5 separate regions of the Mus musculus genome follow, and all the other regions are linked to region 1. A link is a loop called in an ENCODE intact Hi-C map of the cell type or tissue named here. Cell type or tissue: left cerebral cortex. All regions are shown on one strand. Links, peaks and the distances in the headings refer to the core of each region. The heading gives the core; the rest is flanking DNA. Region 1 holds the start of Derl1 (Der1-like domain family, member 1). Region 2 overlaps 9130401M01Rik (RIKEN cDNA 9130401M01 gene). Region 3 holds the start of n-TMcat16 (a tRNA gene). Region 4 holds the start of 9130401M01Rik (RIKEN cDNA 9130401M01 gene). Region 5 holds the start of Wdyhv1 (WDYHV motif containing 1).

What was found. A loop is a pair of places that touch in the nucleus more often than their neighbours do. Peaks named below come from ENCODE experiments on the same cell type or tissue, not always from the same donor. Only the 100,000 strongest peaks of a DNase experiment are listed, where the experiment ranks them.
Region 2: a loop joins it to region 1, with 2.0 times the contacts of the local background. A loop is called at or near these places in 10 of 42 quality-filtered maps.
Region 3: a loop joins it to region 1, with 5 times the contacts of the local background. A loop is called at or near these places in 9 of 42 quality-filtered maps.
Region 4: a loop joins it to region 1, with 4 times the contacts of the local background. A loop is called at or near these places in 10 of 42 quality-filtered maps.
Region 5: a loop joins it to region 1, with 2.7 times the contacts of the local background. A loop is called at or near these places in 2 of 42 quality-filtered maps.

The regions. Positions count from the first base shown.
Region 1 is chr15:57,889,414-57,895,681 of GRCm38, forward strand. It overlaps Derl1 (Der1-like domain family, member 1), which reads right to left and starts at 3,005. Exons shown (of 8, transcript NM_024207.4): 1 at 2,730-3,005. The coding sequence starts at 2,882. In left cerebral cortex, for the core only: a CTCF peak has its summit at 2,649; DNase peaks (open chromatin) are centred at 2,731 and 3,107; H3K4me3 peaks cover 2,597 bases; H3K27ac peaks cover 1,838 bases.
Region 2 is chr15:58,020,370-58,026,637 of GRCm38, forward strand. It overlaps 9130401M01Rik (RIKEN cDNA 9130401M01 gene), which reads right to left. Exons shown (of 6, transcript NM_029418.4): 5 at 4,905-5,037; 6 at 1,901-2,194. The coding sequence ends at 1,997. Among named protein-coding and RNA genes, the nearest start is that of 9130401M01Rik, 11 kb to the right of the region's middle. In left cerebral cortex, for the core only: a CTCF peak has its summit at 2,744 (motif pointing left); a DNase peak (open chromatin) is centred at 2,721.
Region 3 is chr15:57,972,876-57,979,143 of GRCm38, forward strand. n-TMcat16 (a tRNA gene) reads right to left here and starts at 3,180; the gene lies at 3,108-3,180. LOC115488500 (a long non-coding RNA gene) reads right to left here and starts at 4,471. Exons shown (of 3, transcript XR_003951568.1): 1 at 4,348-4,471; 2 at 3,482-3,841; 3 at 1-3,380. In left cerebral cortex, for the core only: a CTCF peak has its summit at 4,371; DNase peaks (open chromatin) are centred at 2,531, 3,182, 3,655 and 4,138; H3K4me3 peaks cover 1,810 bases; H3K27ac peaks cover 1,290 bases.
Region 4 is chr15:58,030,575-58,036,842 of GRCm38, forward strand. It overlaps 9130401M01Rik (RIKEN cDNA 9130401M01 gene), which reads right to left and starts at 3,720. Exons shown (of 6, transcript NM_029418.4): 1 at 3,510-3,720; 2 at 1,410-1,505; 3 at 383-526. The coding sequence starts at 3,626. In left cerebral cortex, for the core only: no CTCF peak of the experiment used is centred there; DNase peaks (open chromatin) are centred at 3,367 and 3,753; H3K4me3 peaks cover 1,529 bases; H3K27ac peaks cover 1,403 bases.
Region 5 is chr15:58,135,322-58,141,589 of GRCm38, forward strand. Wdyhv1 (WDYHV motif containing 1) reads left to right here and starts at 6,045. Exons shown (of 6, transcript NM_029734.2): 1 at 6,045-6,260. The coding sequence starts at 6,172. It also overlaps a transcript of Atad2 not described here. In left cerebral cortex, for the core only: a CTCF peak has its summit at 3,788 (motif pointing right); no DNase peak of the experiment used is centred there; H3K4me3 peaks cover 372 bases; H3K27ac peaks cover 289 bases.

The DNA.
Region 1 (6,268 bases), core at 670-5,669:
AAGGTGTGACACAAATGCTGTCTCCAGTGGGTTCCTGTTTGGTTTTGTTCAAACATTATTACATCTGTAGCTTATTAGAAAAGCTTTTGATGTTGGTTACTCTAGCAATCTGACTACACAAGTGAGCAAGATTTCACAAGGCTCAGAGAGTCAGTTTTGACCACGTTCTCATAAAATGATTTACAGCCAACGCTCCCCGTGCACTCACATTACCCAACATGCCACTGGGTACAAGGTTCACAACAGCACTCTGCCAAAACACATTTATTAACGCAATTATTTTCTTAACACATAACAACACTAAACAATTCAGGCTAAGCTTTAGACTCATGTTCTTACAACTGCTGCAGGAAGTCTCTACTGGGCTGCCTGGAAAACACCTCGAGATTTAACACTCATCAAAGCACACCATTAATCCACACTTCAAACCAAACCCAAGCCCTGCTAAGCATTCCCACACTCAGTAAAGTAAATGTGTATGTCTCTGAGTCCATCGCCCAGTGCTCCCGACACACTGACTTCACTCTGAGTGAGGAATCAACTTCCAGTGTTTTGTTCCAATCCCCCCAGGTGCCACGGGTGCTCTCAAATCAAAGGTGGAAGGCAGAGGATTTCCTGGCATGTGCAGTGCCCGAGGCTTGATCCTTAGTGCTACAGAAACTTAGACTGTTAGCCTCTTACCTTGAACTACAAGGCCCTCTACGACTCACCTGTGCTTTACAGCACAGACCCCAGGGTAACGCCCTGTCTTCATCTACCAGGCTTCCCACTTCACTTGGCTCTCTACTTGGTACCCGGTGTTCTTTCTATTCCCATTTTTTGCCTAGTTTCCCAGTTTACTATTAGTTCTTTCTGAAAGACTGGGTCCAAAAGCCAGACTCAAAGACATTTTCAAGTGTTCTCTTAGATTTTTCGGAAACACTGGTACCTTGAACGATGTCCTTAGCAGTATGCCTCCCTCTGTTTTTCTCATAGGATCAGGAACCTCTGTCCTATTTGCCGTTGTAGACAAGGGCCCAGCACATAGCAAGCTCCCAGAATGTCCACGAACTCAGGCAATACACAAGCAGATGCTATGTGCCCAGCACTCATCTAGGTTCTCAATGGGAAGTGAACTAGCAAATACCAGCAGGTGGCATGTCGCAAGAAAAAGGGAAGGGAAGGGAACAGTGAAGGAGGAACACTCTGATGGACAGCAATCAGAGAAGGCCTACAAGGGAAAATGGCATTTGGGCAGAGACCTGAAAGACACACATGAAAGTGAATGAGCCATGACTACCTTTTTCAGGGAGAGAAATAACATGTGCAAAGGTCCTGGGGTCAACTTAGGTACTGCAACAGCAAGCCCTGGCACGGACTTTACCCATCCCAGTTCACAGATATGGGAGGAGTCTCAGGAGACTGACAGGACATGATTTCTGTTCTCACACGATTGCCCCGGCTGCTCAGCAAGAACAGAAAGAGCAAAGCCGGCATGCTAACAGCTTTCGATGGAGAAAGGCCTGGATTCCGAATAGACAGCTGAGGCAGAATCAGCTGTCTAAGCTGACAGATTCTGGGGTGGGGAAAAGAAGTCAAGAGGCCATACAAGATGTGCATCTCGATGGCAGAGCACTCAGCTAGCACGTGCTATGCTCTGGGTTTGAGTCCCAGCACTAAACAGGAAACCCAAAAAAAGAACTCAGGGATGTCTCTATGACTGCTAAACCCCCCTAGCAAACACAGTTGCTATTTGCAAAGATGAAAGGGAGATTTGATTATATGTCTACTGGTCACCAGGTGGTGATTTCCACCACTACAATAAAGATACTCACATATCCGACAGTCTCCCATTCATGTGTTTATGCCCCTTGTATGATAAAGATCTAAGTCCAAGGGATGGACTACAGAGGATCCTATAACGGACTCCAAGAGCATATCCCAACATCTGGGTGAGGAAAATGAGAAATCAGCAAAGGAGACGAGAAAATAACATCCAGTGGAAAGTAGAAAGAGAAGGCTAAGGAATGTGTGGAAATCCAGATCTAATATAATCTGAGCGTCCCCTGATTAAATTTTTATATCACAGAATCAATAAAAATAACCTCTAGGAAACTAACATTCTTTGGCTTAGAATGATAATCTTGACTAATATCCTTAATGCTTAAGAAAATTAGTATCTCCCGTTTCCTGAGTAGTTTATTCATTCACTGGTAACATTTAACGGCTATATGCCAGGTGATCGGATAGGGCCCGTAGGAAATACAGATAAATTAATTCTTATTAATATCTGCCTTTACACCACTGCTTTAGGGAGGAGAGAGAAACTGTAAACACGCTAACAACCCACGCAGAATTATGTCAAGTAGACACCACTGATTAAGATGGCATCGCCACCCACGACATAGATAGAAGGAGGGAGGAAGACATTCAGGTAGGTGGGCCCAATTTGCCAACAGAATGGCAACTTACCTCTCACTTCAGAGTGCGGAAGGCGGGAAGTACAATCTTGCCAGACAGGTATTGTGAGTCACGTCCTAGCAGGCCAGTCCGCGACTCTAAATTATCTAAGCCTTAACACTCGACCCCAGGACCTCCCGGGACCCAAAGGACCCCAGCCTTAAACCCCTGGAGGCGGACGCACTACAGATCCCACCAGCCCCAGCGCGCCCCGCAGCCCGGCGAACCCGTTCCGTAGCCGCGGGGACACCTGGGGGCTGTAGTCTCCACCGCCCTACGCCAGCTACTACCTGGAAGCGATAGAGGAAGGCTTCGGGCCAGAGGAAGAAGTAGGCCGGGCTGATGATGCCGAGCTTGCCGATCAAGGGGACAGCAACGGTGGCAGCAAACCAGTAGCGCGTGATGGCCGGGATGCTCCTGAACCAGTCCCCGATGTCCGACATGGTCGCCCGTCAGGTGACCGGCTGCGCAGCGCCGCGCGTCCTCCCGTGCCCACCCCGCGCTCCGCGGCCGGCTTGGCCAGGGAAAGTGGAGGCGCAGCCGCTGTGCAGGAGGCGGAGACCGACGGACGTGGCGCCACCGAATTCGGACAAGCTAGGCAGCGATCACAAGAGAAACTTCCCCTTCCGGTGGCCGCGGTCCACGTGACCAGAAGTGTCCCGGCGGCTTAAAGGGCCAGTGCCGTTTTTGCAGCTCAGTACCGGGACTCGACGTCCTGGGGTGGGGCCAAGCAGGAGAGGCGGGGCGACGACGGCAAGGCTAGTAGGAAACAGTGGTTACCCAGAGCAACGGCCAGTCTTGCAAACCAATGGGGAAGCTACATGCCCTAGTTCTCCCCGGAGTTGTAATCGGAGTAGTGCCTCTTGAAGAGTATTTATTTAAAGGGAAAGGAAGAGATAGCGCATATAGTTCCTCATTTAGTCACAGCTTCAGGCAAATTTTTAGACACTGGGGATGCAGCTGCGGCTGTGAGCACGGTAGCGGTACCTGAACTTTGCAGTCTCAGGGTAGACAGAAAAGCAAATGAGTTATGAAGAAGAATTTCAGAGGATACGGGAAAAGATTAGGATGATGGGGGGGCTAGAGTGGCAGCGGAGGACTGGGAAATCTTGAGACGCATTTGAGACCGCATTTATAATTGGACATGATCTGGTTCATTGGGGGGCTTTAAATTAGAAATGAAGATGGTTGTTTTAAACAAATGGTGGAAAGATACCGATTTCACTAGAACTTTTATTCAGTTGCTGGTTTTTGTTGTTGTTGTTTTGGTTTGGTTTTGTTTTTTTGAAAATATGGTTTAGGATCAGTAAAACTTTCCGTAAAGAACATAGGTGTAAACTGACCTGTAGTAAACTAAGTATCTGAACTTACTGCAATCAAAGAGATTGCTCACCAAAGAACCCTGGACCCATTTCTCTAAACAAAATCCAAAATCATCATTATTGGATGGTGGAGGGAGAGGAACTGTCGGCCAAACTGGAAGAGGCAGTGCGTTGTAAACACAGAGCTGAGGTGTAACATAATTACCATCAGGTCTGGACAATAAGAAAAGAAACAGACTCGGTGTTCTCAGATCGGGAAAAAAAAATTCCTCAAACTTAAAAAATGTGAAATTTGGGCTCTGGAAAAAAAAATTATTTAACGTTGTAAAGGAATTGAAAATCTTAGGTCCAAGTGGCCCACGTGACTCACATCCTCCAGGCAAAGACGAGGTCCATGTGCATTTCCACATACTTTCCAGTGCTCCATTATTTCAAACACTCTAGAAACACTGGCGTTTATACTGTGACAAACCACTTCTTAGCAGTACCTAATGTTGTGAAAGTCACTTCATCTCTCTTTGGGGTCCTTGCCTTTAGAAGGACCTGGTAACTGGACGGTAGAGATGGCTCACATGGGAATGCACCTCAAAATGAGACATCCACATAAAAGCCTAGGAAGGAGTCCAAGGTAGATGTGGGGGAACAGGCAACCCCACACTCAGAAAGCTTGAGAGCAAGAGTTTCAGGACATCCCAAACTGCATAGCAAGATTCTGTCAAAAAAGCAGAAGGAAAGAAGAAGAAGAAGAAGAAGAAGAAGAAGAAGAAGAAGAAGAAGAAGAGGAGGAGGAGGAGGAGGAGGAGGAGGAGGAGGAGGCTGGGGAGATGGCTCAGCAGTTAAGAGCACTTTCTGCGCTGCAGAGGACCTGGGTTCTCTTCCTAGCACCCACATGGTGGTTCACAGTCACCCATAACTCTGGTTCCAAGGGATCTGACCTTACCTCAGTTCTGTAGGCACCAGGTACATGCATACACCATGTGCATGCATGCATGCAGGCAAGACACTCATATACATAGAAATCATTTTTACACCTTTTTTGAGATGAGGCTTTTCTGTGTAGTCTTTACTATTCTGGAACTTGTTCTGTAGATCAGACTGGCCACAAACTCACAAAAGGTCTGCCTACCTCTGCCTCCCAAGGGCTGAGATTAAAGGCAGTGCGCCATCATACCTGGCTTGATTTAAAAATAAATAAATAAAAATAAAAGCCCATTTCCTATTATTTCTATTTAAAAAAAAAACCCTGAAATTAGAAAAAAATTGGAGAGATGCCAACAGTCAAAGTCACAAGGCTGGCTAGAGCTGAAGCTCCATATTGTAGGCTCCCTAATGCTGACAGGCGGGGCCTAGTGACTCAAGCTGAGAGCCTGTCCCAACCATCATCCAGGAGCACTGTCCCCAGGGGATGCCCGAGACAGGATCACATATTTCTTTAAGAAGTTCACAGCATATTGGCAATAGGTAATTAATCCTCAGCATATTGGCAATATGTAATTAATCCTCCTGTTGAATAACAGGCCAGTTAGCCCCACCTTGCAAATGGAGATGCCATGGCAACAATCAGGACATCACTACCTCTCCCAGCAGAACCAGTCCTGCCTTTTAGTCACAGCTATGGGAAGTTTCCAAACCTTGACACTCTGGACTAGGAGATAAAGGGGCTGCCTCGCAATGTACTAAGTATGTGTTTATTACTCTTGATGTCTTTGTATGTGTGCACATATACTAACATACCCGTGTATGTATATGTGTGTTATAAAGTCAGTCTGTTAAAAAGCAACCTGAAGCTGGGCGTGGTGGCACACGCCTTTAATCCTAGCACTCGGGAGGCAGAGGCAGGAGGATTTCTGAGTTCGAGGCCAGCCTGGTCTACAGAGTGAGTTTCAGGACAGCCAGGGCTATACAGAGAAACCCTATCTCAAAAAAAAAAAAAAAAAAAAAAAAGAAACCAACCTGAATTCCATGCTTCCTTCTGTTGTTGGTTGTTTGTGTGGTGCAGACAATTCACTAACTAAGCTGATTCATCCCTCCCACCCACCCCCCAAAAACTAGTTCATTACCTGGTGCGTACACTGAGATGGTTTGCTTTAAGAACCTACCGTATACCAAGTTCTGCACTTGCACTTTGATAGTTCACCTTGCTTAACATAGTAATACCAATAGATGAGTACTATAATTATGCAAACTACAAAGCAGGCGAAAGTTCTCAAGGTCACTTCGAATGCTGAGATCACAATTGTCATCAAATCCATAGAGTTGGGCACAACAACTCTCCTTTATGAATCCAGCCATTAAGAGGCTGAAGCAGAAGGTTATGTGAGTTCAGGGCTAGCCTGGGCTACAGGGTGAAACCTAATCTCAAAAAATCTCAAAGTGCCAAGTTTGATAGTCTGAGTTGGGTATCTGCAACTCCATATGCTGGAAAGAGAGAACACCCACAGGTTGTCTTTTGTCACTGTTTGTCACATGTGTGTCATGGCAGACGCCACACACAGACGAACACAAGG
Region 2 (6,268 bases), core at 491-5,490, 130 kb after region 1:
GGATGTCAGTGATCTTGGTCCTCACATCAGCCCTGCACTGACTGAAAGGTGAGGTAGGAGTGAGCTGTACACAAGACGTGGAAACCACCAGGCCACCGGGTGTGGGTAGGAGGTCAGGAGGGAGACCAGAGAACTGGAGGCATAGAGCGCAGGTGAAGTCCACAAGGAGCAAGGATGGAGCTGCGCCCGGGGCTGGGAACATTTCCAGGAAAGCCAGATAACCAGGGCAAAGGGGCTCGGCCTCAGAAAGAGAAGAGGCAGGCAGGCAGGCATGTCAGCTTCTAGGAAAAGCAGAAACACCAGCAATTATTTAAAAAGCCAATGTTTAGTGGGGACCTGTGAATTAGCTATCTGATAAAGATGGAGAGGGGGGGTACCCTTAGAAAGGCTAATGGGAAAGAAATGTGGACAGGAGAGTTCCAGATGGCCACAGCTACACTGTGAGGGGCATGGTAAGCCATGTTAGTTTATGTCCCTGAGAGCAGTCCTCTGCTAGACCACCGGCTCCAGCCCATGTCTCCTAGGAATCACACAGTGAGTAGCAAGTAACATAGCTCAGGAAGGGATGGCTGGACGGGTGCTCCTTTGCTGACAGGTTCCAAAACCGCAGCGCCTGTTAATTGTGGTCCTCTGTTTCCCGTTTGAGAACCTGAACTTGCACTTGCTGGTCAAACTGACCAACTCCCTGAGCGTCCTCACTCAGCACCGTCAGCCCCTTGTCTGAGGGGAGTGAGGGGAAGGATCAAAGAGGAATCCTGGGGGCTGCACCCGTTGTCAAGGGCTGGAGTCATCTCTCCATGAAAGTCTAAGTAAGCAACAACACAAGGTGAGGCTCACCTTATTCCTTCCACTACAAAGAGTAATTCTGTCCTGGGTAATTCCTTGAGTAAGAAAATGGCCCTTTGTACATGCAGAAGATGTTAGGGACTGTGGTCTATGTGGCTAAAGGAGACAGAGATCTGGGTTGTCCCTGGCTCCTGCGTCTTTTGAGCAAATGCTTGTTCCAGACATCTTTCAGGATGTCTGCATAGCAAGAACAGGAGTCCAAGAGGCAGGCACACACATCATTCCAGCAGCCTGGGCTTCCTAAACCCTGTAGGGCAAGTTGGCATGTGTAAGCTACAGGAGGCAGTGTTGCACATTCCGTGGGACAGGATGCATCCGTGTGTGCCCACATGTACAGCCAGCCTCCTTAGGACCTGGAAACAAAAGCAGCCAGCGCGGATACTCTCAGGCTCATCTGGCTTGCTGGTCCTGTAGGGTAGGAATCCGGTCTCTGACTCAGGAGTGTCCCATCTTCTGCCAGCATCCAGGAAGCCTGCAAGTAGGCTAACACCTGTTTGCAGTTCCTGACTCAGCCTATGTACTCTTAACATGCCAGCATTCTTTGGTCATTCCTAACGGATACACTTGAGCAATTGCTTCTTGCAACATAGTAACTGTTTTCAATGGACCCAAACAATTTTAAAAAGTCTTTTGCTAAGGCTTGAATAGAAGATATCCTCCCTGTTGACTATCTAAGACTGTTGAAGTCCTGGTGCCCGGCTGGTGGGTACTACACGGAGAGAGTGGGAATGTTAGGTGATGGTCTAGCTGGAAGCAGGTCACTTCGGGCATGTCCTTGAGGGCGGCATTGTTTCAGACCCTTCTCTGTCTCCCTCTGCTTCCTGGCCACGGAGACTGAGCCTTGCTCTTTGAAACCATCAGTCTCCATCAACCCTTAAAGCTGCTATGTCAGCAGCAGCAACAGCAAAACCTAGCACAGCCTCTGCATTTACATTCCCAACAGGTGCCTGCGAACTTGGCAGAGGCCTACAAAGACAGCACTGAGGGCGTCAAGGACACAAAACAAACAAACAAACAACAAAGCTGAGAGCAGCTGAAATTACCTGGGAGAGAGTTTTGTATAAACAATATAAAGAATCCTCTTTATTTGAGCTTTCCATGATTGCACAGATCTAAGTAAACAAGGATATTCAGGTTCGGGATTGGTTTCCTAAGCGATGATCTCAACCTCCACGTGGAACTGATTTCCCAAGGGACAGAAATGGTCTTTGATCTTTCTGAACCACTTGTCTTCAAACTCTTTGGAGGACGCAACCACCATGGCAGTCAGGGCTCCGGGGCCCACACACTTCACCTCCGAATGAAGCTCCTCTTTTATCTTTTCTGGGACAATGTCTTCCCCCATAGCCTGTATCAGCACGAGGAGAGGAAAAAACAAAGCATTATCCCAGTCACAGAGGCAGAAAACAGAGATCATTTACCAGCTGAACGGCCTTTCACACTGAAGCCCTGAGGGAGGCGCTGCACCACAGGAGGGGCCCTGGTCCCAGTGTCAGGGATGCCACCCGCCTTGTTTCCGTTCTCATTCTCCGAGAATCCTGAGTCCTAAGATGGCAGCTGTTCCGCCTGGGCTCCGGGGAGCACTGAATCAACCTTTCTGTGCCAAAGACTGTTCTGAGTCTGACAGTGTAGCTGTGGGCTCCTCCCTCCAGGTGAGAGGCTGGGGCTGAAAGGTAGGGGCAGAGCTCAGACAGGTATGATGTGAGACACGAATCCATATTGCCCAGGTTCCCCCAAGGAAGTTGAAGACAGTGAAGATCCAAGCAACAGGTTGCTATGTCAACCTCTTTCAGACCTGAAAAAAACACCAACCCTACACAGCCAAGGGTCTCTCAGGGCCATAGCACATCCCCCTAGAGGCACAATACTGCCCCCTCCTGGTCATAGTTGCAACTGCAGTCACACAGACTCAATCCCAGGATCGATGAGACAATTCAAACTTAAGTTCCAAGAAGCCTTTCTGTAAGCTCAGTAAGTGGTCCTTTGGTAATGAGTAGCAGCAGCGAGGAGAAGGAGGTCCTAACAAGCTTTCAAAGCGTGAGAACTTACACATCAGCCAGCAAGAATGCTGGACAAGGCACTCAAGACACTAATTTATGGCTCCTCCTACATCTAATGTGGCCATGAAAACTACAAGTACAACCAAAGAATGGCTCTTCACAGACTACAGGCTTAGTGTGTGTGCACACATGTGTGGTGTGTGCTTGTGTGTGGCATATGCACCCTTGCTTGTGTATACCAAATCCAAAGGAGGAATTCTTGAGTCACCCTCTGCCTGATTTCCTTGAGATGGTTTCTTGCTGAGCCTTAAACTGGCTGTTCAGTTAGGCTGGCCAGCCAGCAAGCGCACAGGACCCACCTTCTCTGTCCCAGTGCTAGGGTTCCAGGTATCTGCAACCATGCCTGGCTTCTATGTGGAGGCTGGGGATTAGAACTCAGGTCCTGGGGCTTGTGCTTGCAGCTAAGAGCTTTTCCCACCGAGCCACCTCCACAGCCCCACATCACACAGTCACCAAGATGCTGCGCTTCTTATTAAACCTTACTAATTCATCAGCTCTGGGGGCTTCACTGCTGCACTCAGTGTCTCTAAAGTCGTGACCTGATATGTCACATGTCAACAGCGTGACGTCTTCTTTCAGCAGCATCATAATGACATGACTCACAAAGGCTGGCTTCTCGGGTTTTTACTTATTTAGAGGCATCTATGTCATTCTGGCTGGCTTCAAACTCACTATGTAGACCAGGTTGGTCTTGAACTCACAGAGATCCACCTGCCTCTGCCTATCACGTGCTGATAGTAAAGGTATATGAAAGCAAGCCTAGTCTAAAACACTAGAAGTCATTATCTTAAAGGCAGTTCCTTGGGAAGCTGAGCTTCCACTCTGAGGCCGGCCAGGGCAAAACAGTGAGAAGCGGTGGCCGAGGGATTGTCAGACAGTAAAACACCCGCCTTATGTGCCTGAGGACTGCTTTTGATCCTGGGAACCCGTGAAAAAGCATGCATGGAGGTAAGCCCCTGCAATCCCTGTGAAAACAGATGGGAGGCAGAGACAGGTGGGTCCCTGGAAGCTCCTGAGCAGGGCCTACACAGCAAACGCAAAGTCAACGGGGGACCTGGCCTCTCCCTCACCTCCACACACGTGCATTTACCCACACATTGAAAGGGGGTGTTGGGGATCCCTGAACATGGGACACATGTAAAGTATCACGGGAGGAGAACACCACGGTCCATACACTGGATTAGCAATGGAGCTCACTGACACGGCACACATCTGATTTTAGCATGCACAAACCTAAGATTAAATATTGAATTGCAATGTTGAATATTGAATTGAATTGCAATCTACAGCTCTAACTTCTCTGGAGGCCACAGAGGTCATTGTACTGGGAGCAGAAGAGCTGAAGCACACAGTCTCCCACTGCTATCCTCAGCCGTGATCTTCACAGAAAGCCAGCGACAGAAAGGGCTGGCAGAGGCTTAAAAATGGCATCTGCACCTCTCTGTAGACATCAAGGTGACAGGGTGGATGGAGCGAGAGGACACTTCTCATGGCTGGCCTATGCTGCCTCTGGCCCTAACCTCAGGCAGCTGCATCCTCTCTAGGCCTCCTCCAGCCCTACCTGTCTTCCCCATCACTGCTGTTAGGAGAGGAGGAGGGAAGCTACATAAAGTCCTGCTCAACTGCGGACACTCACCCATTAGTGTCAAGTCCAGCACCATGGCTAGCTCGGTGGAATACTGATTGCCTAGCATGTACAGGTCCTGGGCTCAAATCTCCAGCGAAAGACTTATTACCCAGTGAATTCCACATTGAAACAATGTGGAAATATGGTGGGCATGTTACTTAGGATGCTCATGTGGGCAGGCATGAGAATCAGAAAGCAGGGATACAGCAAGTGAATGACGGAGGACCACTCTGGTGACTTGGAAACCCAGAGGCACACAGTGGAGGGGGACAGAGGTCCTTCACAATGAGATGAGATCTGGTTTTGTTATGGGAACAGCACAAAATCACAGTGACGCTCGCTGCCCTCTACAACCCCGAGGGGAACCGTACCTCCTCCATCAACAGCAAAGTATCTTCCCTAAAGTTGAAGTCCTTCACTTTCCCTGCAATTTCCTGCTGAGTCCTCAAGTTCTTCTCCAACGCGAATGATGTTTGCTGAGACTGGGCGAGCTGAAGCAGGAGCCTGAGGAAAGAGAAAGTCTCAGTGGGAGAGGCTTTGCTATAGGGACCTGAGCCACAGGGCAGCAGGGAGCAGGAGCTCAGCCAGAGCTGGGCACTAAGCTGCCAGAAGTCCTGCTGGCCTCACTAGCATCATCCCTGAGTGCCTACAGCTTCCATTCTGAACAGCTGCCTTCCTGAGAAAGGACCAGGTCAGAGGGCTGACACAGCTATCAGGTAGCTGAAAGCAAAAATAATTCACTCACTGAGAAGCAGCTCAAAGCCAGCCCAGACACATAGTCTGTTCCTGGGATGCTGACATCTGCTGTCTCCACAGAGCCTGGACCTCAAGGTGTGCTTAGCTTTGCTGGCAGATATGAGTACCAAAACAGGGTCAAACCTCAAACGGCCAGTTCACAACCGCCTTACTATGAATGTCCCCAGTGATCCTAGCCTGGTGTCTCCACTCACTCTTCTGTTCTTCTGAGTTCAGCCCCCTCTCCCTAATGAGGGGCTCTGGCTGGGCGTTCCAAGGGCATCACGTTCTCAGTACATCAAGCTGCAGTCATTCATCTCTTTATCCTGCATCTGCCCTGCCCATCCACTGGCATGATCCACCTCAGCGAACAGCGCCAATCCGCCCCTGCACCCAGGGCACCCAGTCTCCTCCTCCTTTTTCTTCTTCCTCCTCCTCCTCCACCTCCTCCTTCTCTTCTTCCTTCTCCTCTGTTCCTCTCTCTTCCTCATCTCTTTTCTTCCTCTTCCTCCTCTTCCTCTTTCCTCCTCCTCCTCCCCCTTCTCTTCTTCTTCCTCCTCCTCCTCTTCATCCCCTTCCATACCTTAGCTGGTCACCAATCCCATCTATCCACACTGCAATGACGCCATGCTCTACTTTTACTAGTACTGCACTATCGCAGGGCGGATCCCACCTGGTGATCATCGCCTCTCCACTCGTCTCTCCAACAGCTCCAAATGGCCTCTTCTAGCCCACCTTCCCTCTCTGGATCACAGCTCAGATCACACTCCAACTCAAAGTTTATGACTATTCTCTGGGCCTTCAAGAGAAGGATGGAATCTTTAAGATAACACCTAAGCCAGGGTGGCAGCACATGGCTGTATTCCCTGCACTGGGAAGGCTAAAGACAGAGCACGAAAGTTCCAGGCCAGCCTTGGCTACACAGTGAGCACTGCCTCAAAACCAACCCACAAGGAGAAATGGTAGAGTCTCAAGCTAATAAAAAGCCAGACACGATGGA
Region 3 (6,268 bases), core at 457-5,456, 83 kb after region 1:
GGGATGACCATGTCATCAGACCATGGGAAAAGTACCCATATGCACAGACAAGCCAAGGCTGGTGGGCTAGACTCAAAGTACACCTGCTAGCTGAGGTCTGGAACCTGCCCAGCTTGTGTTGAGCCTGCAGTGACGTAGCATCAGTCAGGATGCAGCTGCACTCTCCTCCAGAACCCCCTGAATATCACACGCATGCGCGCGCGCGCGCGCACACACACACACACACACACACACACTTTGCTGTGGGGCCTTGAAACAGAAACAAAAGTAAGCAGAGATGTGTAGCTAGCTGACAGCGTCACAGAAGAAAAGGGGACCTCGGCCCCCGCTGCAGAGCAGGGATCAGAGGGACACAACATCAGCATGCGCAAGCTGGAAGAGGCTCTAGAGCTTTTTGGTTAATTGACAAGTACACCCAATATTGGCCTCTGTTCGGTGAAACTGAGATCTCTGCATGTGTCCAGCATGAAATAGATCCCAGCTCCTTAAACATAGGTCGTGACCCAATGTGGAGTCCTGCCACTGCATGGGGGAGTCATGAAACTTTGGCAACATAAAGAGGTTTCTGAACACACCACAAGCAAAACTTAGTTCAAACACAAACACAGTGATTCTGGCGCTTCCCAAGGGTGCATCACCCAGCACCACCACAGCCTCTGTTCTGAACACACATGCGCACTGGGCAGGTTCCAGATCTCAGCTAGCAGGGATACTTTATCACCCACCAGCCTCGGCTTCTCTGTGCATAAGTGTTTCCCATGGTCCCCTGATGTGGTCACCCGATTATGTCACCCCACGAAACACCAATATCCACTGATGAGAACATCTCCGCTCTGATTCGAGATCGTTGTATGTTATAAACCCCAGGGTTTTTGCTGTACATGCCGAGTTTTTTGTTCTTACAGAAAAATAATGAGTTAATTACAGAAACAAACATTTAATATATCCCTACCATCATTCCTTAGCTTGTAAGTATCAAATTAGGATATTTTTAGGTTGTATCGTAGTTAAAATGTTTGGTTTTTAAAATTGCCATTTAAGCTACAGATATGGCTCAATGGTAGACTGTTTGGGATCTAGCTAGCAGTGTTAAAACTGCTGTTTGGGTTTCAAAAAAAAAAACTCACTAAGCAAATTTTGGCTGGAGATCAGGTCAGAATTTCCAACAATTTCTGCAATGGCCCAGAATGTACATATTTATGCAAAGCAGTGTTCTTAACATTGGTAACTATAAAATCAAATTATCATCAATTTTGTGAGGTGGGTTGTGTGCCTGCTCTCTTGAGACATAGGCTCATAGCCCAGGCTTGCCTCAAACTTGCTGTGAGGCTGAGAATAACTGTGAACTTCCCTGCCCCCAGCTGCCAAGAGCTGTGAGGACAGGCACACACTACCATACCCAACACATTACCGTCAGCTCTGGAGAAGAGTTAAATTATATGTATAGCCAGAATTGGTGTTAAAGACTGGTTTTAAAAACTCCCCCCTCAGAGTACCTAAGCTGACAAGCCTCAGGTTCGCTGTGTGTTGGTGGCCATTCACAGCACTCTTACTAAAAGCAGCCCACGATCTTTCAGATTCTCCAATCACAGTCAAGTTATTTTTCAACTTAAAAATAAAATAAATTTGTGGTTTCTTCTCAATAAATTTTATTTGTATATGTATTTATATACTTATAAACCCAGGTTCTCGTAAAATTTCTCAGGCCAAAAAGGGAGGGGTCATGGGTGGAAAAAAAATCTTAGGAATCCTTAGTGTGGATAAAGGTCTTCAAAGCTTAGGAAGCCAGGAACAGAAACCAAGATTTATGACATGACCCCACACACACCTCCCAAGTCCAGGCTTGGAGTCCAAAAACCAGACTCCAGTAAGACATCGCAAAGGCGAAATGTCTGCAAAGCTGAGGATGTCCATTGTGGCTCTGATGGCAGACAATAAGAAATGCCACGCCTACGACTGCAGTCTGTGGTAGCAGGGACCCAACGGGCTTTTCAATTCCCAGGTCAGCGGTGGACAGCAAGGTTCAGTCAGGCAATCAGTTAGGGCTCCTTGGTTATTGTTTTGTCTCTAAGGAAGGAGACAGGCAGACTACTAAAATGGTGGCGCATGCCTTTAATCCTAACACTCGGGAGGTAGAGGCAGGAGGATCTCTGTGAGTTGGAGACCAACCTGGTCTACAGAGAGAGTTCCAGGACAGCCAGGGCTACACAGAGAAATCATGTCTCAAAAATCAAAACAACAAAACGGTGTACGTAAGAGGAAAGACTCCAGACCCAATGGCCCAGAGTCCAACTTGAGCCACACAGTTGACCTGAAGCCCCGGTTCCATTTACGGTCATCCCTATATTTCAGACCCCAAACCTCATGGTTGAAGGGAAGGCAGGGTCCCCTTAAGGAAGGACCTTGTGGTAGAGCCACGTGTTCGCTTGCTAAGTGTTCTCTAAGCCTCCTCCAAGGAAACTATGGAATGATGTGTACGAAGGAAAAGAAAAGCCAGGCGCGATGGGAATTAATAGAGGACCAACTGACGTTACTGCGTACTACCACCCAGAGTGGGGGCTGGTGGTGATCCAGAGAGTTTTCAGGGAAGTTTGGATCCCAGGGAGTGAAGAGGGCCATCTGTGCCTGTCTTCCGAGCCCCCGAATCAGCCACTGAAGTAAACACACCCCAGAAAATGACTGACCCTCCACTGCCCCAAGACGCTCTGAAGAAGGGCTGTAACCCGGGAGGGTAGCTGCTGGGAAGGTGGAGGATGAGCGATAGCCAACAAGCCCCACGGGACTTGCTATCTGACCTGTGGTCGCACGGCTGCTGCCTGCAGGAGTGGCCAGGACCCCTAGAGACCTCGAGCGCCTGGGCGGGTCCCCACCTCCTCCCTCCCGGCTTCACGCCCCTCGCACCACACTGTTTCCTGAACCAAGCAGAAACGGACCGCCTCCCTCCCCGGGGCAGTCCGCGACCCCATCGATCACCAGATTGTTTTCAAGGTCCAGGTCCGCTTAGAACACGGCAGCCATTCCACACCTCGCCAACGCAAGACATTCCAGGAGAAAGAGTAAAATTTCCTTCTGGCAAGAAATTAGACCCGGAGCGGCCAAAAGTATTGTGCCCCGTGTGAGGATCGAACTCACGACCTTCAGATTATGAGACTGACGCGCTACCTACTGCGCTAACGAGGCACCTATGTGCTGCTTCCGGCCAGAATCCCAAGACTCTGCTGGAGAGCCCAGCGCGCATGCTCAGAGGCTTGAGTTTAGTTAACGTTTCCAGAACTTGAATTTCTGGCCCTTCTGAAACCAGCCGACCAGCGCAGCACTCGCCTAGTCTTTATTCTCCTGTGTCCATCAACAGACACAATGGCTTGCTCGCTAAAGTCGTCCTGGAGAGGGAGAGCATGGAAGAGAGAGAGACTGTTGTGAGCTTGTTTTAGTATAGAGTTTACACGCGCATAATGGTATGACACATTTATTGGTCACCTACTGTGTTCCTGGCCTCGTTCCGGATGCTGGGTTCTCACGGTCACTCCTAACCCGGCATAACTGAGCCAAAGGAGCCTCCGGTAGTAGAAGGATCCTCCGGTAATAATTTACGAGCATTCACACTTTCTGCCACGACTTCTCCTCGTCGCAAGGCTTCCTCCGGACGTCCCCAGGAGCTCAAGGAGGCACAGGTCCGGAAGGCTACACGCAGCTGGGACTCTCCAGTTGAGCTGCATTGCTCAAGAAGCAAACACGCCGCTCAGTAAAGCTTCTGGCTCTTTTAAATGCGGATCTGTGGCCGTTTGGATGAGAACGGCCCCCGTAGGCTCATATAATTGAATCCTTGGTCCCCATTAGTGTACTGTTTAGGAAAAATTGGAAGGTGTGGACTTGTTAGAGGAGGGGTCCACACCAGGCCCAGTCTCTCAATCTCTGCCCCTATATTATAGATAAGATGTGAGCTCCCAGCTACCGCTCTTACTAAAGGCTGCCTGCTACCATGTTCCCAGGCAGGGTGGTCATAAACTAATCTGAAACTGGAAGCAGGCCCCCAGTTAAATGCTTTCCTTGATTCGCTGCCTTGCTTAAGGTGTCTTCTCACAGCAAGAGAACTGTAACTAAAACAGGGTCCCACTCACTATCAAAGACAGAAGGGAACCTTTGGGTGTGTGAACACATGCCCAGCTTCCTGGTTCCTGCAGCAAGTGCACTCCTCAGGGAGGCCCCAGAATGAACCTCTGGCTTTGTGTGCACAGAGTCCAAAATACAAGGTGGATGGTGCCCCGCATCCCACGGGACTACAGGCTTGGCTGGAAGTGAGTGTGTCATTTCTCAGACCCATAGCTGACCAAGTGTTCCAAGCTGTACCTTCTGGAACTGCAGGAACAGGCCTTTCCCACTGCCACCTGTGCACAGGCCGCCTCCACCTGACTGGCCTCTCTATGCTCAGGTGACTTTGCTACCTGGATTTCTTCCTTCAACTGTCAGGTCAAAGGTCACATCCTCTGAAACTTGCTAATTCTTTCCCCACTTAACTCCTTTCTGACTCCTTCTCCCAATGAAACAGCTTCTTTCTTGGCCACCGCCTCCAACATGTGGCTCTTTTATTCTCTGTCCTAAGCAACCTGAAGCAATCAGCACAAGGGATGCCCCGCAGTATAGATGAGTTTACAGGTTTCTACTACTGTGTGTTCTACACACAACACACAGAACTGGATTCTTGTCTGGTCCATACTGCATGTTTAAACGTATTGAGCCGTCATTTGATGTGTAAGAACTCCATCCTGCAGAGAAGCTCCTTAAGCTCAGGAAGTAAGCAATTCAGTGGCCCCAGGAAATTCCTGAAACTGACAAGACTCGCCTCATCCCTCCCTCTCCCCAGCATATAGAAGCAGGAAGGAAGTGATGCAGAGAAAGACACTCTCAGACCAGTTGAGCTGCCTGGAAGGGACACTCTCCAACCTGTTGATCTGGCTGCAGGCCAGTGTGCTCCAGGTTCCCAGCTAGTGACATAGTTCCTTTAACAAAGCCACACCTATTCTAACAAGGCCACACCCACTCCAACAAGACCACACCTCCCTATGGGCCAAGCATTCAAACACATGAGTCTTTGGGGGACATTTCTATTCAAGCCACCACACTAGCCGCTTGGGTTTTAGTTAACTCCGGGTGTAGTTAACAATCAAGAATAGCCATCACACCTAGTAATGCGTGTGCCTCTTCCTTGATCTTTATAACTGCCTGGAGTGTCTATGAGAAAGGAGGACCGAGTGCACACGGAGGGAACACCTAGAAGGGTGCAGGGGGAAGACAGCCATCTATCCACAGCCAATAAGGGGACCCAGGGAGGACCAAGTCCTGCAGACACTTTAATCCAACATCCAAGTCAGTGAGAGACCTTTTATTATTCATGCTACCACGAAGGTGGCTCTAGGTGTCACAGAAAAGTCTTCAAATTCCAGAAGATCTAAGTTTTGTTAGTAACAAACACAGCAGAGTTGTATTGATGTGTTGGATAGCGGAAGACTGAAGAACTTGTGGGCAGATTAAAAGAAGAATAGGTTCATTCCTGTCCTCTCACCCCAGGGACAAGTTTCCATTTACCCAAAGGTCAAGACCAGAAGGTCAGCTGGTAGGAATGACTGAGACTTTTAACACCTCGCTCTCTCTGTACTTCTGTCTCACCCTCAGCTCATTGTCTCCATCGGTTCGACAGGGACTGTACCTAGCTTAAGAGCCACCTCTGTCTGGCCTGGCCTCTGCCTGCTCTTTCCTCATACAGTCCCCAGTAGTGACTGCTCAGCTGGAACAGAGGTCAGAAGAGTTGGCTCCAAATGCCTGCATACTAGGACTCCTGCCTCCTTCCCGTGACCTCTGCTTCAACTAAGAAGAAACAGAGGAGAGTTGAGAACTGAGAGAGGAGGAGGCCCTCAGGGTCGGACACTATGCTGTCATCCTCTGGGATACGGAAAGCACCCCCTCTTCCCACACGCTGACCTCTTACAGTTGGGGTTGGCAACCTGCCTGGCTGGCCTTGGTTAGGCTCGCAGGAGTCTCATCTTTTATTCTGACTATAACAAGACAGATGGAAGGGAGAAGCCATCCCGGCAAAGAGAGGGAGCAGAGGCAAAGAGACGAGGGGTGTGAAGGCAGGCTGTTCAGATGCGCCCTGAGGGGAACAGCTCTTTGTCCAGGGCATCAGAAGGCTTCAGTCCCCCCAGCCTGGGTTCAGCTTGATGAACGGACAGCTAGGCAGGAGGCAGCCTGTTGTTACTGGCAGCATCCAAGA
Region 4 (6,268 bases), core at 471-5,470, 140 kb after region 1:
TGGGCTCCCAGCACCCGCACTCACATGCCCATCCCTGCATTCACATTCACATGCCCATTCCCACACTTAGAACACCCCCATATATATATATACACATAATTAAAAACTTACATCTTTGAAACATCTAGAACAAAATCACTCAATTCTATCGCTCTGGGTATACATTCCTCATAAAAGCAAAACTTCTGAAATTAGGATTTCTAGGCAATAACTCTCATCTTGGCAGAGGAAAATAGCCACATCTAGCACTCTCCACTTTCAGCTCAGTAAATACACTGCTGGTTGTTTCCTTCGGGAATCCCGGCCCACCAACTCTGCTTCTAGCAGCAAGTTTGTTTTCCTGTCCTTGGTTCAGGACAGTGTAGGAGAATAAGCAACTCACCAGGTCTGCTGCCATCTCCAGCGCCTCCTCATGCCTCCCAAGGTGAGCCAGACACCGAGCCTGGCCTTCTTGGACATCCCTTTTCATGGCAAAATTAGTAGATGGTAACTGTTCGGAGATACTGGAGTATTCCTGCAGGGCTTTCTGGCGATTATTAAAAGAAAGAAGGGAAGGCATGAAGGGGTAGGGAAAGGAAAGGAAAGGACCCAGTGTAGAGATGACTTTTTCCTATGCAGAAAGTAAAACGCAATCCTACAATGACCTATGGGAGACCAAGTGTTTCAACCAGTACTGTGAGTTGTTTTTCTAAAAGGTTGAGACAGAATGGCTGCAGGTCATAATGTCTACAACTATGGAAGTATCACAGTATTAGAGAGAGAACATTCTAGAAGCAAAAAGAATAGGCTTTGAGTCCTGGTTTTACTGGGACTTTGAGGTGTGTGTGTGTGTGTGTGTGTGTGTGTGCTGGGAGCGAGAGCGAGAGAGAGAGAGAGACAGACAGACAGACAGACACCTGAATTTGCTACCTAGATTAATTAGGATGGTCTTGAACTCACAGATATCCACCTACCTCTGCCTCCACCTCCCAAGTGTTGGGATTAAAGGTATATGGCACCAGACCCAGCTATATACCTTATTAATATTTGCCCAAAGATGAAATGAGACTTGTATGTGAAACAATCTGGCATCTAACTGTTCATCCCTTCCTTCTCTTGCATGTTGTGGGGTATTTTGTTCCTGTGACACGTTGGAGATTCACAGGCGAGTGGATATAAATGGGAAAGCAGACCTACAGGGATCCTCAAAGTAGTCTTTGTCTGGAATTATGAAAAAACAAAACATAATATGGACCCTGTAGAAAAGGCGTAGACTGAAGAGTCTAAGATTATCTATAGGCCCCACCAAAGACTAAATCCATCCACAAAGCACACTGCTAACCTGGCACACACTGCTCTCTGCATGTGCTACTGATGATAAAACCAGAGCCCAGCTGAAATGCCAAAGTCCCACTCGTGTTGACCCCCACCTCGTATTCCTGTCGTCTGTAGGCCAGGTCCCCTCTGAATTTCTTGAGAGTGAGAACTTCAATATCGTCACTACATTCTGTCTCTTCATAAAACCACTAGGAACCAAGAAGATAAAGTTTACGATGGCGGCTGAAGTATGCTTTTCCACTTCACAGTCAAAAGCACTTTCCCATGACACAACCATCTAAACGTCAAGGCCACACTTCTTCAGGATGACACAAGGCAAAGCAATGGACAAGGGATGGCTATATTCTGCTTTTTAAAACAGCATCTCATCGTACGCCCTCCAAGTGCTGAGATTACAGACCCGGATGACCACATCAGACTAAATGATACGTTTACATGCGCAGTAAATGTGTGCATCCCCATGTGGTGTGCGGGCCAGAGATCAACATTAGTTGTCTCAATCAGTCTCAATCTTGTTACCTCAAGACAGGGTCTCTCACTGGACCAGTCAGCTAGATCGGCTGCCAGCAAGCCCCAAGGTACTCCTGTCTCCGCCTTCCTGTGCTGGTTGGCACGCCCAGTTTATGTGAGTGCTAGGAATCATGAATCCTCATGCTAGACGCCAAACACGTCACTCACTGAGCCACCAATGACAATCTTCATGATGGCCCAGATTTTAAAAAAAATATTTTTAATACATGTTATACGTATGTGGGCCCATCCACGCTACTGAGCACATACGGAAGTCAGAGCATAACTGCTGGTTGGTTCTCTCCTTCTACTCTTCCAGCTCTGGTGATAGAACACAGTTCATCAAACTCGGCTGCAGGTGACTTTACCTGCTGAGCCATCTCTCTGACAGCCCAATTTTTATTAAAATGATAAGACGGCCTGTGAGATGCCTCGGCGGGTAAAGGCACTTGTCACTAGGTCGGACAACCTGATTTGATCTATGGGCCCCATGTGGTGGAAGGAAAGAATCAACAACTGCAGTTTGTCCCCTGACCGCCACACAGTGCCATGGCTCTCTCACCCACACACAAATAAATGAACGTGGTTTTAAAAAATAAAAGTTGTAATGATCACATGTCTATACATGTCAATGACAGATTTAAAAAATAAATAAAAGCACACGGTTTCAACCACAGTGAAGTTATTGGAAATGACATCACCAAGTGCAGTCCAGTGACTCTTAAAGTGCTATCTGCTTTCTTTTAGAGCAATTGAGAGTGAATAGGGACTGACAAAATTGTGCACAAGACGTAGGAAACTGTGATTATGGCGATGGTCCTATTATAAAAATGCTACAAAGGCACACAGAGCACAGGAAATTTTAACTGGAGTCAGGTTTCTGTGCATCCCAGACAAAGATTTGGAGGATCTGAGGACACATCTGTAAGACGACCTCTTCTGATGTAAACCCACTGGACATAAGGTGAGATCCAGATGTAACTACCAAGAAAGAATTAAAAAAAAAGGATGAAAAGCATTCTGCATGCCCAATTTTCCAGCCCCAAAGAAGCATCTCCTATTCTCTTTTACAATAAAACCTGCTGAGGCTGAAGAAAGTCTCTAAATTCTGTTGACTCAGTACAGTTAACATTGTAATAGCTTGGTTGTATTCTGAGAAATACACTTCACTGAGTATCAAGGCTCATCATAAGCGTGCTAAATTAGTGCCTCTCCTTCTACTGGGCCATCACAGTAAGAAAAACTTTGTTCTATTCTTTAAACACTGGGTCACTCGAGACGAGGTATTTGAGCCACCGTTAGGTTCGGCACTCTGCAACCATTTAGTCACATAGCTAGCCATCCCAACTCAACAATAACATATCCAAGTCTCAATACATTACTAGGAAATGATGAAACATAATTAGCTTGGAACTATTTTATTCTTCTAGGCAGCCAGCAGGCCTGCAAGGATGCTACGGCGGAGCACCTGGGCGGGGCTGGAGGCAGGAAGGGGGCGTGTGATGCTAGCCCGGGCCCGCCTGCAGGACACGTGGGTTGAGGGTGGGGGACGGAGACAGACAACCCGAGGGTACAAGAGTGAAGTCGCCGTGCTTGGTTGCAGGGCGGGTGGACAGTGACGGTGGTGGGCCTCGCCGCAGGCCGGCTCCAGAGCGGAGCGGCAAGAGGGGCAGCCGTCTCACCTGCGGCTCGCAGAGCTTGGCGCGGTAGGGGGAGGGCGGCTCGGGCCGGCGCTCCGGCCTCTGCTCGAACACCGAGTCCTCAAATTCGCCGCCCAGCACCCAGCATCCGGTCTCCATCGCGCGGAAGTGCAACTGGACCTCGAAACGAGGCGACACCTAGAGCGACGCCCATCACCCAGCCTCCAAAGCGCGCGACAGCAGCCGCGCCAAGGCTGCCGAGGCAAGGTAGAGTGTAGAGCGGCACCGGCGCGCCGCCCACACGGAAGCGGTGGGTTGTCGGCCGGAGCGTTGCATTCTGGGAGTGGTAGTCTTTCAGCGGCTGGGGATTTCCGTGGTGGAGCAGAAATTCTTGCCTGACTCCAGGGCCTCCTAAACCACCCAACAAAGGTTTTGACCTCTTTGTGTCTAGAGCTGGATAGAGTGAGTTCCTCCTGAGTACCTCGAATAGTCGTGGTCTCTGGAGAGCCAGTTAACTTGGTAAGTATCAGCTTTAAACCACTGACAGTATTCTCCCCATTTTATTTTGCATTTTATTTCTAAAATTTCTTTCCCAATAACTGTGAGAAGAGCCCGGTTATTCTTATCTTGTAAAAGGAGATACTGGGCTTGAAGAAGTCAGGTAACTTGTTCAAAAGCCCAGGGTCTCTGAAGAAGAGACCAGAACTCTTCACGCATTTACTAAAAAAACTAGACATCACAATTTAAAGACTTGGATCAAGGCTAGCAGAATTTTGAGACTTTCAAGAAACGTTTTGACTCTAGAATGTAAAGGTCGTGGACAAAACACTGGCTTGTGTTATAGAGCACTAATGTGGAGCTAGTAATAAAGCTTTTCTATTTGCCCTCACACTTGCTCCTCTTCCACCAGTTGCTTCCAGGGTTTTTCCTTCAGCCCTATTTTCTACTCTACAGACTCGTACAGGGCAACCCAAACCACCTCCCCGGATTTCAAAATTCATCTGCCCTTGGCTCACCAAATGTGGAACTCAGTGCATATTCAATAGCCTCATTGGAAGAGTCCACGCAGGGAGCCTCCAGGCAGTAGCTACTGTGGGATCCATCCAGAGAAGTTCTTTTTTAATACCTGGGGTTTTTGTTTTGTTTTCTCATCAGAAATGCAATACTTCTTATTAAGAAAAATTCAGATATTATAGAGAATTATAAGAAAAGTTCCTAATATCACCAGGAAAAAAATAATGTCCTAAAAAGGGCTATACTTGCCCTAATCCCAGTATGCCCTGTCTATGCCCAGAACTGTGTCAGCACAGTACTGAAGGACTGCAAGAGCCACGTGTGTGTGGCTCTGTTGCCTTGGCTCGCTAGCTGTGTGACCCAGTCTATAAAATGGGTATTGATTAAAATAAGGCACACAAAGCTTTAGAGGTGAAAGGGGTGTCATGGGTGTATTCAAGATCTCTGCTCCAGGAGCGGAGGAAGAGCAGAGCAAAGGCGGGCAAGGAGGAGTTCTTCCAGCTTTTTCTTTATGAAAGATATTTGATCTCAGAATGTCTTCCCTCCTGCTCAGGCCTGCTAGCTCTAGCCTCCTGCCCAACAACTGAACCAGAGCGTGTGCTAAAATGGCAGCAGTTGTTTAAGGGCTGCACGTGGGGAAGTGATAGCTCTTTGCCCTTTGCACTCAAGATTCCTGGGCTCAGTAGTTTCCAACCTTTTGCTAAAAGAACCTCCTTGCTTACTCTACTCCCACAGTCATGGCAGATTTGTCTACAAAAAGAAAGCTATGTCTATTGACTAGTAATTGTTTACCTTTCATTTGAAAATGTGAACCCAAATTTTTTTTTAAGATTTATTTATTTATTTATTATATGTAAGTACACTGTAGCTGTCCTCAGACACCCCAGAAGAGAGAGTCAGATCTCGTTATGGATGGTTGTGAGCCACCATGTGGTTGCTGGGATTTGAACTCCTGGCCTTCAGAAGAGCAGTCGGGTGCTCTTACCCACCGAGCCATCTCTCCAGCCCCCCCAAATCTTATATAACAGCCAAGGCAGGCTTCTCCCAGCTTGAGTCTACCAGCATTGCCTCCTATGATAGAATCCCAGTTGAGAGTGAGAATGTAGCCATTAGGGCCCTGGGAAACCTTATGGATACTGTAATGGCTACTCCTGGTTGTCAGCTTGACTGTATCTGGAATGAACTACAATCCAGAATTGGTAGGCTCACCTGTGATTCTAATCTGGAATCTGGGAGATACAAGTTTCTGACCTGGATCTTGGCAGGGAGATCTTGAAGCATAGTGGCTATGAATCCCAGAAGTGGTGGCACACACCTTTAATCTGGGCTACACCTTCTGCTGGAGACATACATAAGGACAATGGAAGAAGGAAGATTCACTCTCTTCTTCACCTGCTTGCCTTGTGGGACTGAGCAACTGCTAGATCCTTGGACTTCCATTCACAGCTGCTGCTGACCATTGTTGGGAGTTGGACTACTGTAAGTCATCAACAAATCCTTACTATATAGAGACTACCCATGAGTTCTGTGCCTCTAGAGACCACTGACTAATAGATTCCAAACTGTAGTTAGAATTAGGACTTTTAAAAATCCCCTACTACAGTTGAAGAGCCAGGGCTTGGAATCGGAGTTGCAAAACATGGCCTCACAGCCGGGCATGGTGGTGCACGCCTTTAATCCCAGCACTCGGGAGGCAGAGGCAGGTGGATCTCTGAGTTCGAGGGCAGCCTGGTCTACAAAGTGAGTTCCAGGACAGCCAGGGCTATACAAAGAAACCCTGTCTCGAA
Region 5 (6,268 bases), core at 905-5,904, 250 kb after region 1:
GCGGTGCAGCGTCTTGTTTGGAATTTTGGCGCGTGGAGGCGGAAGGGCCCTTTGGCTCCCTGCCGGCGGCTTCCCGCCATCTAGGCTTCAAACGCCAGAAAAAAAAGGTCCTTAAACCAAGCACTTTGCCTCCGATAGGTTTGACTTTGAGACTTGAAGAGGTTTTTATTGATGAACTAACAAAAATAAACTGCACGAAAGAAAGAAAATATAATGGTCCTTAAAGACAGCTAAAAGAACTGGCAACAGCTATTGGGATAGAATGAGTCATATAAACTTACCCGGGATTAAAAAAAAAAAAAGCTAACTTGTAAAGTAATTACGACATAAAGTTAATGGCCAGTCACCTTATAAATGATCAAATTCTTTCCTGTGCTCAGAATGGTTTGTAGTCGTGCTAGGTACAAATGTAATTCATTTACAGAGACAAGCTTTTGCTGTGTCTATTTTGTCAAGGTTAAGCGTAAAAAAAGTAATTAAATGCAACATTTTTTTTTTAATTAGGGGTATACATAATAGATTATATGATGGCTCTCAAACCCCTCAAAGAGATCTGCTGACTGACATTTTTATTTTATTTATTTACTTATTTATTTATTTTTTTTTTGTTTTGTTTTGTTTTTCGGGACAGGGTTTCTCTGTATAACCCTGGCTGTCCTGGAACTCACTCTGTAGACCAGGCTTGGCCTCGAACTCAGAAATCTGCCTGTCTCTGCCTCCCAAGTGCTGGGATTAAAGGCGTGTGCCACCACGCCCGGCTTCTGACTGACATTTTAAGGTGTTTCATGAAAATGGCTTCCCCCGGCAGACAATACCAGCTCTGCTAGCCTCAGCTGAGGAAGATGAGCAGTAACAGACTCCACCTGGACCTGCTTCCCAGATGCTAACTGGCCACTTGGCAAAGAACTACCCCATCCCTCACCCACTGCCAGAGCCCAGTCCAAACTGTGGACACGGGTTGACTGCTCTACCCTGCCTTGCAAAGGTACCTCAGCTCCCCAGAATTCCTCCTCCGCAGAAAAATCTCTCAGACCTTCTGGGTCTGACATAAGGCCGATGATAGGACCCTCTGTGGCAGCTGGTGGTGGAAGACTGACAACCTCTGCCCCAAACAAAGCCATCAAGATCACCATGGAGTAGCCCAGGGTGGCTGTCTACGTAACAGATAAATCACCTCTGTCATTCTTAATTGATACAGAGGCCATTTGGCATTAAAAATAAATAAATAAAAAGCTTTGTTAAACAAGAGATATAAATGTCCCAATTCAATAGGAACAGATTCCATTGAACTTCTAACCTTTCCAGCCCTGGCCCATTTTGATTTGAGGTACTCTCTTAATAAACAGTTTCTGTAGCTGGCAGTGGTGGTTCATTCACGCCTTTAATCCCAGCACTCAGGAGGCAGAGGCAGGTGGATCTCATGAGTAGTAGGCCAGCCTGGTTTATAAGACTACACACAAAAAAAACTTTTTTCTAAAACAAAACGTGTGTATGTATGTATGTAGTAGCAGTTTCTGTTTCTACCACTATCCACATATCCCTGTCTCAATTCTTTGTTCTGAGGCAGAAGAAACTGGAGATCCCAGTGGGCATTTAGTTGGACCTTGATATTCATCTATAATACTCCTGTTTTCTACCCCTTGAGTGCTGAATTACACATCTGTACCATCACACCATTTATGTGGTGCCTGGGATTGAATCAAGAGTTTCTTTCCTTCTTTCTTTCTTTTAAGATTTATTTATTTATTATGTGTAACAGACTCCACCTGGACCTGCTTCAAGTGTGATAACTGGCTGTCTTCAGACACTGCAGAAAAGGCCATCAGATCTTATTATGGATGGGTCTGAGCCACCATGTGGTTGCTGGGATTTGAACCCAAGACCTTCGGAAAAGCAGTCAGTGCTCTTAGCGGCCTAGCCATCTCTCCAGCCCAAATCAAGTGTTTCTTGCATGAAGGGCAAACATTCTACCAACGGATCTACATCTCCAGCCATCAGTAACCCCCCCCCCCCAAAAAAAGGATCTATGCCAGGCCTAATGCTTAGACTTTGCTCACGTGATAGCAACATAGTAACCTCTGCTTTAAGAGACCTGACAAAACATTAACATAGTTTCTAGCAGTTGTATCAGTAAGATGAATTCCTGTCGGTTCTCCTGCCCCTATTAACACTACTGCTTGGGAAAGCTAAACACTGGCAGGAGATTTGTTTTTGTCAACATTGATAGGCTCTGACATCCCCTCCCCGCAGAACATTCACTAAAAAGATCTGTCAATGTTTGTCTTTTACAATCCAGAAGTCTCTCAATGGCCCTTAAAGGAAGAGCCATTCCTTTCTAATGGAATCGTCAGGAAAGTCACAACTGACTGTTGAAGTCTCTTTGGGAGGACTATACTTCAAGTAACTAATGGTAACTTACATGATTATGTGCCGGCAACTACTAAGTTCATCATATAGACAAACTCAATCCTTGTAGCAAACCTATTTTTAACCTCAGTTTTACAGATGTGGAAACAGGCATGGGGAGGATGTTGCAGAAGCTCTGCTCAAGGGCACATATCTATTAACTGGTAGAATCTGCTACTTATGTCCAAAGTCTAGGTGTCTAGGTGTGATAATGTGCCAGCAATTCTAGCACTCAGGAGGTAGAGAGAGCAAGGAGGATATGTCAAGGCCATTCTTGACTACACAGTAAGTTCAAGACAAATGTGGGCGATATGAAATCCCATGTCCCCACCACCTTTGCACATATGCCTCAAAATAATCAGTAGACAACCACAGGTTAGGCAGCAGTTGAATACAAAGTAAATACAAAATAGAGACATACTCTGTATGCAGCTAAAGCTGGTGTGCTGGTTTGAAAATGCTTGGTTCTGGGATGACACTATTAGGAGAAGGTGTGACCTTGTTAGAAGAGGTGTGGCATTGTATGGGGTGGGCTGGACACCAGGGACTGCAAGAATATGGATTTGGAAAGTATTGGCATGCTTTGAGTGGGGCTTAATGGGAAATCCTAGTAGGAATATGGAAGACATTGGTGCTGAGTATGGTTTGGACTGTAGGGACCTGGCTCAAGAAGTGTCAGAGATTTTTTTTTTAAGATTTATTCATTTTATGTATATTGAGTATAGTCACTATCTTCAGACACACCAGAAAAGAGCACCAGATTTCATTACACATGGTTGTAAGCCACCATGTGGTTGCTAGGAATTGAACTCAGGACCTCTGGAAGATCGGTCAGTGCTCTTAACCACTGAGCCATCTCTCCAGCCCCAGAGAAAGTTAATATGTGGCCTAGAGACTGTTTTTGTGATAGTTTGGTGAAGAATGTGGCTGCTTTTGTCCATGTCTGAAGAATCTGCCTGAGGCTAAGGCTAAAGTGAAGAGAATCCGATTAATTGCACTGACAAAGGAAGTCTTAGAAAAGCCTTTATCCTCTGGCTCACTCTTGGTTTATTCATGAAGAGTGTTTTGAAAATACAGAATGTATGGTTCAAGTATTATAGGGCAGCAGGAAGTAAAATGAAGCAGAGTCCTAGAAATTAAGGGAGTGGTGGCCTCAAGGTAAGACTCCACTCCTCACTGTTTGTGTGTTTGCAGTAGAACAAGGAATAGGTATGCCATGTTAGGTGTTATTTCCTGGTTACTATTTTCTTTTTTTCTTTCTTTCTTTTTTTTTTTTTTTAACAACAGGAATCAATTTTTATTTATTTATTTATTTATTTATTTATTTATTTATTATATGTAAGTACACTGTAGCTGTCTTCAGACGCACCAGAAGAGGGCATCAGATCTCTGTTACAGGTGGTGAGCCACCATGTGGTTGCTGGGATTTGAACTTCGGACCTTTGGAAGAGCAGTCGGGTGCTCTTACCCCCTGAGCCATCTCACCAGCCCCTCCTGGTTACTATTTTCATTTGTATTTTTAACAATTCAGAAGTGGAGGGTACACTTGTGTATTTTCTTTAGAGAATTATTTATTTTGTTTCTATGAGTACACTATAGCTGTCTTCAGACACACCAGAAGTAGGCATCAGATCCTATTATAGATGGTTGTGAGCCACCATGTTCTTGCTGGGACTTGAACTCAGGACCTCTGGAAGAGCAGGCAGTGCCCTTAACTGCTAAGCCATCTCTCCAGCCCTATACTTGTGACTTTAAGGGTGGACCATGGTGTGTGTGGGTAGGTGAGTAGGGCTGGATGTTGTGTGAGGCAGATGAGGGCGAGTCTGAGAAGCAGCAGGGCTGATTCTCATAGCACCTGGGGCAAAAGTGCTATGGAGGGAGGAAAGAGGATAGAAGGTGTACTGGCTGGTTTTGTGTGTCAACTGGACACAGGCTGGAGTTATCACAGAGAAAGGAGCCTCGGTTGAGGAAATGCCTCCGTGAGATCCAGCTGTAAGGTGTTTTCTCAATTAGTGATCCAGGGCAGAAGAGGGCCCATTGTGAGTGATGCCATCCCTGGGCTGGTAGTCTTGGATTCTATAAGAAAGCAAGCTGAGCAAGGCAGGGGAAGCGAGCCAGTAAGTAACATCCCTCCATGGCCTCTGCATCAGCTCCTGCTTCCTGACTTCCTTTGGTGATGAACAGGAATGTGAAAGTGTAAGCTGAATAAACCCTTTCCTCCCCAACTTGCTTTTCCTTGCTTCTCGGTCATGATGTTTGTGCAGGAATAGAAACCCTGATTAAGACAGAAGGCCATTGCTGTCCACACACAACTGCAAGCAGGCTTCCCCAAGTTCTGGTGTCTGTCCAGAGCTGACTCCACTGGAGGGCAGGATGATCACACAACTAGCTCTGGTCCCTTCTAGAAACTGCAGGGATCCTCTTTCCCTTGCAATCTCTTTCCATCCTTCTACTGAGAAAGCTTAACTTCACACTCACTTTGTACTAACCAAGAGAGGCTTCATGACTGCCACTCCCTGCCTCCCAGCCTCTGTTGAAGGGAGTATTCAAGCTGAAACAATAAATTGGTAACAGACACAAACACATGTTTAGTTTGTAGGATTTATGGGTTTTGGACAGCAGCTGAAGTTCACCAGAATACCACCAGCACAGCACTTTATGGGGTTGGGGTCTCAGAAGGCTGAGAGTCTGTGGGTGGCCTATAATCTAATCTTAAGAAGTCCAGCGTTTGCAGGGAGGTTCTCTGAGCACTTAAGGCACACACAGGAGACTGGGATGTCTATAGAGACAGTTCTCTATGTCTTTAATTCACTATGCATAAACACTGTTTTAGCAATTTGGTGTCTTCTCTTTTGAAAATAAATATGATTAACACAAAATGCTATCCAGACTCTTTAAATCTTTTTTTTTTTAAAAGAAAAATTCTTTTGTAGTCTAGGATCACCTTGCATTAGAAGCAATCCTCCTGCTTCAGTCTCCTGCATGCAAGGACTTTAGGTGTCTGTCACCACACCTGGTTAAAACTTTTTTTCTTTAAAATACACACACACACACGGAGAGGGAGAGAGATCCAGATGAGAAGAAATTAAATTACAATATGGTGAGATCTGGGTGCACTGCACTAACACCCCCCCCCCCCCCCCCCGTTCGCCTTTCTTTCTCAGTTCCTGCTCTAAAGGTTCAGCTTTCGTGCGTGCCCAAGCATCTCTTAGTTTAGAGTTTCTTCTGGTTTCACACAGCGGGCAACCTTAGCTGGAGTTTTAAGTGTATCCGGAAGCTCATATCTAAACACTGGCAACAACACAAGCAATCCCTCCATGGGAGGGCGACTAGGTCTACGCAGCGTAGCTCAAGAACAGGTTCGGTTTGGGGTCCGGGTGGTGGGGGGGGCGGGGCGAGAGGGAAGCCTCTAAGTGCATCCCGCTCTGCCACAGGCTCCACCCACCACGCAAAACCTGGCAAGAACTACACAGTTCAAGTCATCCTAAGATTCGCATTCCCAGCCCCCTCTCCACCAGCCTCGCCCCACCCCCACCCCCCTCAGATCCCACTCATTCTCTCAGGCCCCGCCCACCCGGAACCACGCAGGCTTCGTCATCCCGGGCTCCGCCCTCACGCTGCACGGGGCCCCGCCCACCCGGCTCTCGGCTCTCCCACCCGGAAACTGTCCTGGCCGCCTACTCTGTTGTCCTCTCCTCCTGGGAGACTGGCGACAATTGCGGCCAGCGGGTTGTTTAGTTGACCTGTGAGCCACAGCTTCGGGTCATGGAGGGGGACGGCCCCGCCGCCACGGCCCCGCAGTACCAGCCGGTCTGTCCTACGCGGGACGCATGTGTCTACAACAGCTGCTATTGGTGAGAGA